Regions from separate parts of the Homo sapiens genome. Here region 1 is linked to region 2. Evidence: chromatin loops called from intact Hi-C (ENCODE). Cell type or tissue: GM12878. All regions are shown on one strand.

Region 1 (5,000 bases), 130 kb after region 2:
AGTGGTCAGGGTCGATTTCTCCCCAGATCAGAGAACGGAGACCCAGAGCCAGAACAGAGATGCAGCTGGCCTTCAGCCACATGGCTAGAAAGTAGCAGGCCCAGAACCCATGTCTGCTGAATTTCAGCCCCTTAAGAAAACCACAGATGCTGCAACTCTCAGTGGAGCTAGAGAAGACCCTTCGCCAGCTGGAGAGGTCCCTCAAGGGACAGCAATCCTGTCCCATATGACAAGGGGGAAACTAGGGATGAGGGATGTAAACCTGCTCTCCCAGGACTCTTGGAGTTGAGAGGAATTTTGGTCTTCATTCAGGGCTGTCCAGTGAAGTCACCCCAGGTCACTTTCTGAACAGCCTAAGTACAAACACAAATCCTAAATCTCCCAGAGCCCAGACTCAGGCTCGCTGAGTTGTCACTCTTGTTGAGACACCCCCTGGTGGTGTGGTAGGAAAATCCTTTTGATTCTCTGGCCTGTGGTCTCAGGGAAGTTATTTAACCTCTCTCAGCCTCAGTTTCTATATCTGTAATGATGGAAAAAATACTGCCTAATATTTGGGGATTGGTCTGAGAATAAATTAGACTGCAAATCTAAACTTACTAGCACGGAGCCTGACACAGGGAAGTCATTCAATGTGTGTTTCTTTCCCCCTCCTTAACCTCTTCCTTTTATAATAGTGACGCAGCATACTTCATAGAGTTAGCTTAAATAATGTCAGAGATGTGAAGTAGACAAGACCTATTGAAGACGGAATCTGTTTTTCTTTTTTTTTTTGAGATGGAGTCTCACTCTGTTGCCAGGCTGGAGTGCAGTGGCGTGATCTTGGCTCACTGCAACCTCTGACTCCCTGGTTCAAGCAATTCTCCTTCCTCAGCCTCCCGAAGAGCTGGGATTACAGGCATGTACCATCAAACCCATTTTCATGTATTTTTCATAGAGACGGGGTTTCATCATGTTGGCAGGGAGGGTCTCGATCTCCTGACCTCGTGATCTGCCCGCCTTGGCCTCCCAAAGTGCTGGGTTTACAGGCATGAGCCACCGCGCCCGGCCGAAGTTGGAATCTTAAAAGAAAACTCAAGGAATCTCTATTAAAATAGGTCCCTGCTTCCTTGGGACTGAAACATCACAGAACCTCACCCTGTCAGTCCTTGCAATAACTATAGGAGTCAAGATGTTTGGGGGCCTTGGATTTGAACCTTAAGTTTTTGACTGTGAAATGAGAAGAGAGGTCAATAACTCAGCAAATATTTATTAAGCTTCAAATGTCTCCCAAACACCAAGAACAAGGCTGAGTGAGGAAAGAAAGACTAAAGGAATGGACATGAAAATGGGCAAGACACACTCCCTGCCACATAGGAACATACAAGCTGGACATGGAAGTCAGGACACACACAAGGGAGCTACACAGCCAGAGGTGAAGAGCACAGACTCGGGAGCCAGTGTGTGGGTTTGAGCCCTAACTCAGTTTTTGTACTTTCTTTTTTTTTTTCTTTGAGATGGAGTCTCGCTCTGTGGCCCAGGCTGGAGTGCAGTGGCGCGACCTCGGCTCACTGCAAGCTCCACCTCCCGGGTTCACGTCATTCTCCTGCCCCAGCCTCCCAAGTACCTGGGACTACAGGTGCCTGCCACCACGCCCGGCTAATTTTTTGTATTTTTAGTGGAGACGGGGTTTCACCACTCTCCAAGACTAGCCAAGATGGTCTCGATCTCCTGACCTCGTGATCCGCCCGCCTCAGCCTCCCAAAATGCTGGGATTACAGCCGTGAGCCACGGCGCCCTGCCTATTTTTTACTTTCTTTTGAGACAATGTCTCACTCTGTCACCCAGGCTGGAGTGCAGTGGTGCAGTCATGACTCACTGCAGCCTCGACTTTCTGGGCTCAGGTGAACCTCCAGCCTCAGCCTCCCTAGTAGCTGGGACTATAGGTGCACACAAACACACCTGGATAAATTTTTTTGTATTTTTTGTAGAGGTGGGGTTTCACCATGTTGCCCAGGCTGGTCTCCAACTCCTGGGCTCAAGCGATCTGCCTGCCTTGGCCTCCCAAAGTGCTGGGATTACAGACGTGAGCCACTGCGCCTTGCCCCCAACTCAACTTTGGGCAAGATACTTACCTTATCTGGAAAGAACTTGGTTTCTATAAAATAAGGACAATAAGAAGGTCAATTAACTGGGTTGTTGGGGTGTGTGTGTGTGTGTGTGTGTGTGTGTGTGTGTGTGATAAAATAGAATAAATATTTTATAGGGACAAACCTGGCTTAGGCTGTATGTGTGTGTGTTAATTTATATAAGATATAATAAAAATAAAGTATGAAATTAAAATATTATTTACAATATAGAAATTTATTAAAGCACTTTAAATAGTACCTGACACATAATAATCACATATAAGTTTTGCTATGTTAACCAGATACACCACATAAAAAGCAGACCAGAGTTCCATGCTTCATAGAGGAAAACACAGTTGACTCTGATTACTTGGGATTGACAGCATCCCATCAGGTCTTGAAAGAAAAAGGGATTTGCTGTGACCTCTGCAGCAGCTTCCTGCTCTTCGCCTATCCTCATTACTGTAGCCCAGCAAAATCTCCAGGATTTACTGCCATTTCTAAACTCCTGCCTCTGATTCTGTCGCCCCCTACCGTCCCATGTGTGTAAGGCAAATTGGATGCTCCACCTCTCCCTCAGTGCACAGAAGTGCTAAAACCCTAATCCAAGGGTTTACAGCCTTACTCAAGAGACTTGGACAAGTGTGTGACACGGCTGTGAAATAAGAAATAATAGGAGCAGAGTTGGAGAAAATGTTGGACATGGAAACCCTTGGAAGACAGATGTGTTAGTTTGCTAAGGCTGCCAAAACCAAGTGTCACAAAGTGGTTTAAACAACAGAAATTCATTTTCTCTCAATTCTGGATCCCAGAAGTCTTACATCGAGAGTTGATGGGCTTTGTTTCTTCTCTCCTTAGCTTACAGACATCCATCTTCTGCTTGTGTCCTCACTTGGTCTTCCCTCTGTGCATGTCTGTGTTCTAATTTTCTCTTCATATATGGACACCAGCCATATTGGATTAGGGCCCACACCTGATGACTTCATTTTAACTTAACTCCCTCTTTAAATACCCTGTCTCCAAATATGGTCACTTTCTGAGGTCCTGGGCTTGGGACTTTAACATATGAATTTTGGGAGGACACAATTCAGCCTATAATAACAGATAAGAGGAGTAGCCTCCCTCAGGAACCAAACGTAAGCCCTGTACCATCACAGATACCCATGAAGAGGGGGACAAAGATGGAGATGGGTGGAAATAAACTAAGACCCCCCCCCCACCCATGCCCACCTCATTAAGGATTCAGCTGACTTTGGAGGGTGGATAGAGATTACACCAAGGCCTCAGGGGGGAAGTGAGGACTAGGCAGCTTTCAGAGGATGGGCTTTGAAGCTTCTGCATCCTGAGGTCCAGGAAATTAACCCTGTCACACTCCCTCTCCACAGTACCCCAACATTCTGCAACAAGGAGTTCCCTGGTATGCCTCCAGCATACTATAAAAGAGCAGAACTGGCCGGGTGGGGTGGCTAAGGCCTGTAATTCCAGCACTTTGAGAGGCCAAAGTGGGTGGATCATTTGAGGTCAGGATTTCGAGACCGGCCTGGCCAACATAGTGAAACCCTGCCTCTACTAAAAACACAAAAATTAGCTGAGCGTGGTGCTGCATGCCTGTAATCCAAGCTACTAGGGAGGCTGAGGCAGGAGAATCGCTTGAACCTGGGAGGTGGAGGCTGCAGTGAGCCAAGATCGCACCACTGAACTCTGTTGCCTGGGCAACAGAGCAAGACTCTGTCTCAAAAAAAAAAAAAAAAGAAAAAAAAAAAAGCAGAACCAGTCCTATGATCATCACTGACACATCTAATCAGCCTATATATATAGACTGGCCTAGACATTCTAGAAGCATTCTTTGAAATAGATTGTTTCTTGGAGTAAGGAATTTATATCTTTGGGATAATAGCTGTGGCATTTTCCCCTTTTCTCCCCTTGTGAGTAAGGAGAGTTTGTTTTTCCCACTTTTCAAGCCAAGCAAAGAGTCCATAAGAAAATCACTCTGAGATATTGGGGGTCTCTGCAGGAAAGTGAGATGATGTATTGTATCTCATTCGGATGCTTGATGTGCTGTGGAAAGAGAGATGTTCAGCTGTGCTGGGTTGACTGCCAGCATACAGAACAGTGAGGGGATGCTGGAAAGAGCTTGCCATGTGCCCTGGATTTGGGGAGGCGTCCCTGATTGGGTATAGGTCCTGTCACCCAGGTAGTGAGCATTGTACCCAACAGGTAGTTTTTCAACTCATGCCATCATCCTAAGCGAATTAACACAGGAACAGAAAACCAAATAACACATGTTCTTATTTATGTGTGCTGAACATTTAGAACACAGGGACCTAAAGATGGGGACAATAAACAGTGGGCACTACTTGCGGGGAGGGACAGAGAGAGATATTACTGATTATAAAGTCTGCAGCACCCATCCAAACTATCCACTGAGACCCCAATATATGGGAAAAAGGAATATATCCAAAACAAACCCCATGTGAACAAGACAGAGAAGGAGAAACAACGCAGGAAAGTAGATCAGACCACCCACTGCTTGCCAATGCAGATTCCCAGGACCTGGTTTAGGTCTGAGCTGACAGAGCAGAGAAATCTTTTAAATTGTGCTGGACTGAAGTCTTTAAGCCCTGAAAGTGACCAGAAAGCTATAAAATCTGCCAGAGACTTCATTAAGGCACAGTAAAGAGATTTAATATAGGGTTTTAAGTATCTGAGTTGATAAATAAATAAATAATTTTCCATCTGTAAAATATAAAGTGCAAACCTTCAATATGTTTTCTCCAAGAGCCATTTTTGTCATTATTGTCAGAAGTTATTTCTAATCACATGTATGATTGCTACCCTCATTAAATAGTGAACCTCTCCACCCAGAGAATGCACCTAGTGGTTACTTTCCTTAAA
Region 2 (5,000 bases):
CTATCAAGTGCTTCACTCCTAAGTAATTCACCAAGTGCGTTCTAAAGTGACTACCTTTGACCAGCTCCAAGTCCTCTTCCAGGCTCATCTCACCATGGCTCCAGCTCTAGGAGCAGCTCAGATGCCTGAGCTGATCCCACCAGTGTTACTACCTATGGTCATGGTATTGCAGTGGTCAGTGGTGGGAGCTTCCGTTGCTGCCACAGGTCAGTAGGACTGCTGCTGATCTGGGCCTGGCAGTCTCAGAAGAAGAGCATTAGGTGAACCAACAATTCAAGAGATAAGTACTTTCCCTGCTCTGAAGGTATCACAGCCCATTCTCCTCAACCTTTTGGGCTGTGTCTGGAAAAGGCATTTGGTTCAGACAAGGATTAAGTCTGCAGGAGGCCCAGATTTCACTAACAGCATGCTTCCCTCAAGGTGATCCCCTCCTGTCCTTCTCTCACACCCATTCCACCAGCAAAGTCAGTGCAGCAGTGCGAAGAGATCTATGTTTCCTTTACGCTCTTCTCATTCACAACACCCAGTGTGGCATTTCAAAAGTGCCCATTCACATCCTTTGCAATTGTCTCTTTTTATTATTATATCCTCTGAGGGAAGGAAGTAGGAGTACTTAAGGATATAAGGGCAAAGTTACTTCCAGCATAGCTCTGACACTAAAACTTAACAAAGCCTTGAGGACCCCATTCAGCATGTTCCTAAAAACATGCTTCTGGCACACCTGTCCTAGCCTTTCACCAGCTTTCCACCAGGAATTCCCACTCTTCCATTCATAATTCTGCAGAACTATTTTTTTTTTTTGAGACAGTCTTGCTCTGTCACCCAAGCTGGAGTGCAGTTGCGCGATCTCAGCTCATTGCAACCTCTGCCTCCCCAGCTCAAGCGATTCTCCTGCCTCAGCCTCCCGAGTAGCTAGGATTACAGATGCCCACCACCACACCCAGCTAATTTTTGTATTTTTAGTAGAGACGGGGTTTTGCCGTGTTGAACAGGCTGGTCTTGAACTCCTGACCTCATAGAACTCTTAAAAGAATGCATGGTATTGCAGTTTGTTCAAAGTGGAGTGATAGGCAAAGGGGAAGAAGGAACTAATATCCTCTAGCAGTGTATTTTGTACCAAAGAACAAGCATCTTCAGGCTTTCATATACTCTGATCAAAATAACATTTTGCTTAAAATTACAATATAATTTAAATTCATGATTATTAGAAACTTAATATTGTCTCAATTGTGATTATTTTCCTTGGAAGAATATATAGTATAATAAAGATTATTTTAAAATTCATTACAGTGGTTTTTATTTAGAGGCTATGGCATATTGTATTGTATTATTAGAGATGAATTCACTGATAAATTTATCACTGATATAACTAAAACCAAATAGTAAATAATATTCCATTTTTATGAATTCATCATATACAAACTTCAAGCATTATCACAGGTATTCATTAAGTGAAATGCATACAACCCCATCAACCTCATCATTATCAACAAATTCAAAGAAATTTTAATGAATTACTAACATAATATATAGGATTAAATTCAGCCTTGCACATTTCACAGACAGCCAAAAACGGATGCCCCTTTTTTCCCATTAAGTGTGATTTCTGTTGATCCCACAGATGGAGGTCACATTTTTATACCATCTGCACCTCCCTCCACTCTACCCCTCTGCCCCCACAGTGCCCAATGCCACCTTTAAGATGCCATGATATTCCCTGAAGACACTACCTCTCAAGCCATGGCCCCAGCTCCATTCTTCCACCCCTTACTCAACCCAGGTCCAGTGAGCTCAGTGCAGCCAACATCTCAGGACACAGGGGCTGATTCCATCACCTATGTAAAGGAATCCACAAAGCAATGGGGACTGACACCCAAAGGCAGTGACCCCAGCCTGCCATGTTTGTGCACACTTGTGCTGCGTCGCTTAGCACATAGGATGTGATTTAATTGCTCAGTTGTCCATCTGGCCTTCTGAAAAGCTGTGAGCTAGTCAAGGGGAGAAATGTGTTCTGTTTGTCCCCATATTACCAGGCCCCACAAAGGACGTACCCTGGCTTCAGAGCATGTGAGCTGAATGAAGAAAAAAAAGTGGAACAGCAGCCAGAGGGCCTGAACGGTGGATAATTGGACCGTCATCGAGATTTCCTGCTTCCCTTTTGTCATTCCTCAAAATATGCGCCTTAAGAATATGCTGAAAGCCTGGTCCTTGGGAGTGTGTGGTGCTTCCCCTCCCTTTGGGGAGCAAAGGAGGACACATAGTTGGGCTGTGCATCATAATACCCAGGATAAAAGGGCTGAGGCCCTGGGTTCCTCAGTCCACAATCACCTCAGGAAGAACCTTCTCCTGCCTCCACCAAACCAGGTGAGCGTCCAGCTGGCGAGAGGACCTGGGCTGAAAGGGCTGCGCAAACACGTCTGTGCTTCAACAAGGAGAGGGGAGGAGGCAGACACGGTGGAGGCGGCAGAGAGGCTGTGGTGGGTGGCCGGCTGGGACTGGGATGGGAGATGGGCGGGATAGTGAGGAAGACAGACAAGTCTGCGAGCCACTTCAGGGGCTCCGCGATGCTGCGACCTCTGAACCCCCTTTTCCTCATGTGCGCAGAGATGCGTTGCCTCCTCACACCCTGCGCTCACAGGCGTCCAGAGAGACGCCACCCTGGAGGGTCATGGGCGTTGTGTTCACGGGACGCCTGCAGGGGGAGCTGTTCGCATCGGGTCCGGAGGTGTGACAGGCCCCGCAGGGCGTGCGCAGGAGCCCCAGAGGCCCACCCAGGAGTGTCAGCTGCCTCCCAGGCAGGGGAGAGGGCCGGAGGAAGGGGCAGTATCAGGCCGGTTTAACTTCAGATCCGTTTGCATTCCCCTTCCCCAGGTCTTAGCTGGAGGGCAGACTGAGTTTAGGGGAAGGGATCCACAATTAAACCAAAGCATGAGGAGGCCCTGGCCTGAAACCTGCATTGACACGTATTTTGCTTTGCTTTTATTTTGCCCAGGCTCCCTGACCTCCTGCCTAGATGTCCTGCCAGCAGAACCAGCAGCAGTGCCAGCCTCCGCCCAAGTGCCCTGCAAAGAGCCCAGCACAGTGTCTGCCTCCAGCTTCCTCCAGCTGTGCCCCAAGCTCTGGGGGCTGTGGGCCCAGCTCCGAGCGCAGCTGCTGCCTGAGTCACCACAGATGCCGCAGGTCTCACCGTTGCCGTTGCCAGAGCTCCAACTCCTGTGACAGGGGAAGTGGTCAGCAAGGCGGGAGCTCCAGCTGTGGCCACAGTTCTGCGGGCTGCTGCTGACCTGAGCCACGAGATTAAGTAAAAATATTTGAGAAAAGAAAGTGCCAAAATGACTGGAACCAGCCCTAGCCTGGTGCTTCTTTGCTCCTGTCTCCTCTTTCCTACTGAGATGTTCCTTGATGAGTTTCAAGTACTCCCCCAGGGGATTTATCCTGCTGGTCTTAGTGTTTTCCCTCCTTCTTTAATATCCCTGTGCTGTGAAGAATAAAGCTGTGCTTTCTCGTTGCAAGCTCTGTCCAGTGCGTTCCCGTCTTTGCCTTACAGGGGCTGCCCCACATTGGGTACATAGGCCTATCTTAGGAACAGACACAAGTGGGTCATACACCCCTCAACTCACAAAACCCTTTTAGGGGGGTTGTATATTAGTGTGGGAATGAGGTGAGCAGTCTTTCACAAGGTCAAGGACAGAAGCATGAGTTGGAAATAAACACAGAGCTCTGGAAAACAAAGGGAATGAGCTTACTGGGCCCGTTCAGATCCTTCCGAAAACACTTTGGTAGCTCAGCCCTAGATGGCAGAGAAGAAGAGAAGCTCCAGATGGGAGCAGGTCCTTGGTCCTCTGGTTCCTCCAACTCTGATACTCTGTAGTCTTCATGACCCAGGACCACAGCAGCCCCCAGAGCTGTGGCAGCAACTGGAGCCTCCAGAATGCTCTGTTGGGCATGTCAGTGGGATCTGTGGGCCCATGGTGACTCCGGTAGCAGCTTCCTGCAGAGCTGGAACCACAACAGAAATAGACTGGCAGCAAACAACCAAAAGGATACTTGAGGGTTAGGCACTTGGGAGGGGGCTGACAGTGCTGTTAGTTTTTCCTTTCAGGACATCTCAGCTCAGTGATCCCTGGAAGAAATGAAAAAGTAAATCATTGTTTTCTATCTATCTATCTATCTATCTATCTATCTATCTATCTATCTATCTATCTATCTCTATCTACCTATCTGTCTCCCCTTGTCCCTCACCGTCTTTCTCAGACCCTGACCCTATGACCCTAAGCTCACGTTTTTGCTAACCTAAGGGCAGCAGGGAAACAGGGCCTTGGGCAGGGATGAATTGGCTCAGAATGTTTGCTGATCAAGGTATTTTCTCCTCCTACTTTGATTTAGAATCAGAAAAAAAGGAGATGGGACATGGAGAGTGATGATAGTGATGGACTCTACTCCAAGTAACAGCTCTTCAAACTCTAGCCCCTCAGTAGGAAATTCAATAATTATTCAGTAGATGCCCAGATGTTTTCTGATAGAAGGGAACCAGGAAGTCCCTGTAACACCCAAATATCTGGCCTTGATTATCAAGACTGTTGAAAACTAATTGTCTATACTATTTTATTCATTAATTAATTCATTCAAACAACAGGAATTGAGGACACAGTTCAGATATATGTTGACACAAAGGACTCAGAAATGTGTGAAATATGATTCCCATCCTTGAGATGCCGACTGACAAGTCAGCAATCCACTTATGAGCTGGAATGATATGGACTGTTACATAAGTGTGTGGGAAGTCCATGGGACTTATCCTTTGGATGGTAACCCCCTGTTTCCCTGACAAGAGTGAAGTGTCCAGACATTGTCACTAGTATCATTTGTGGGTGTTGGGTGAGGTTTCTGGCCTGCAAAATGACCTTTGATGGTCCTGTGATGGCCTAGCTAAAGTGACTAAGAGGAACTAATGGGACCCAAGAGCCAGGAGTCCCTGGGCAGAAGGTTTCCTGGCAGAG

The links. Hi-C counts contacts between places; a loop is a spot of excess contacts. Peaks named below come from ENCODE experiments on the same cell type or tissue, not always from the same donor. Only the 100,000 strongest peaks of a DNase experiment are listed, where the experiment ranks them.
Region 1: it touches region 2 in a loop (2.8-fold over the local background); 2 of 110 quality-filtered maps call a loop at or near these places.

The regions. Positions count from the first base shown.
Region 1 is chr1:152,492,909-152,497,908 of GRCh38, reverse strand. No RefSeq gene overlaps it. Among named protein-coding and RNA genes, the nearest start is that of LCE5A, 15 kb to the left of the region's middle. In GM12878, CTCF peaks have their summits at 428 (motif pointing left) and 2,634 (motif pointing left); a DNase peak (open chromatin) is centred at 2,685.
Region 2 is chr1:152,621,117-152,626,116 of GRCh38, reverse strand. It overlaps LCE3A (late cornified envelope 3A), which reads left to right and starts at 3,014. Exons shown (of 1, transcript NM_178431.1): 1 at 3,014-3,283. The coding sequence starts at 3,014. The coding sequence ends at 3,283. In GM12878, a CTCF peak has its summit at 2,682 (motif pointing right); no DNase peak of the experiment used is centred here.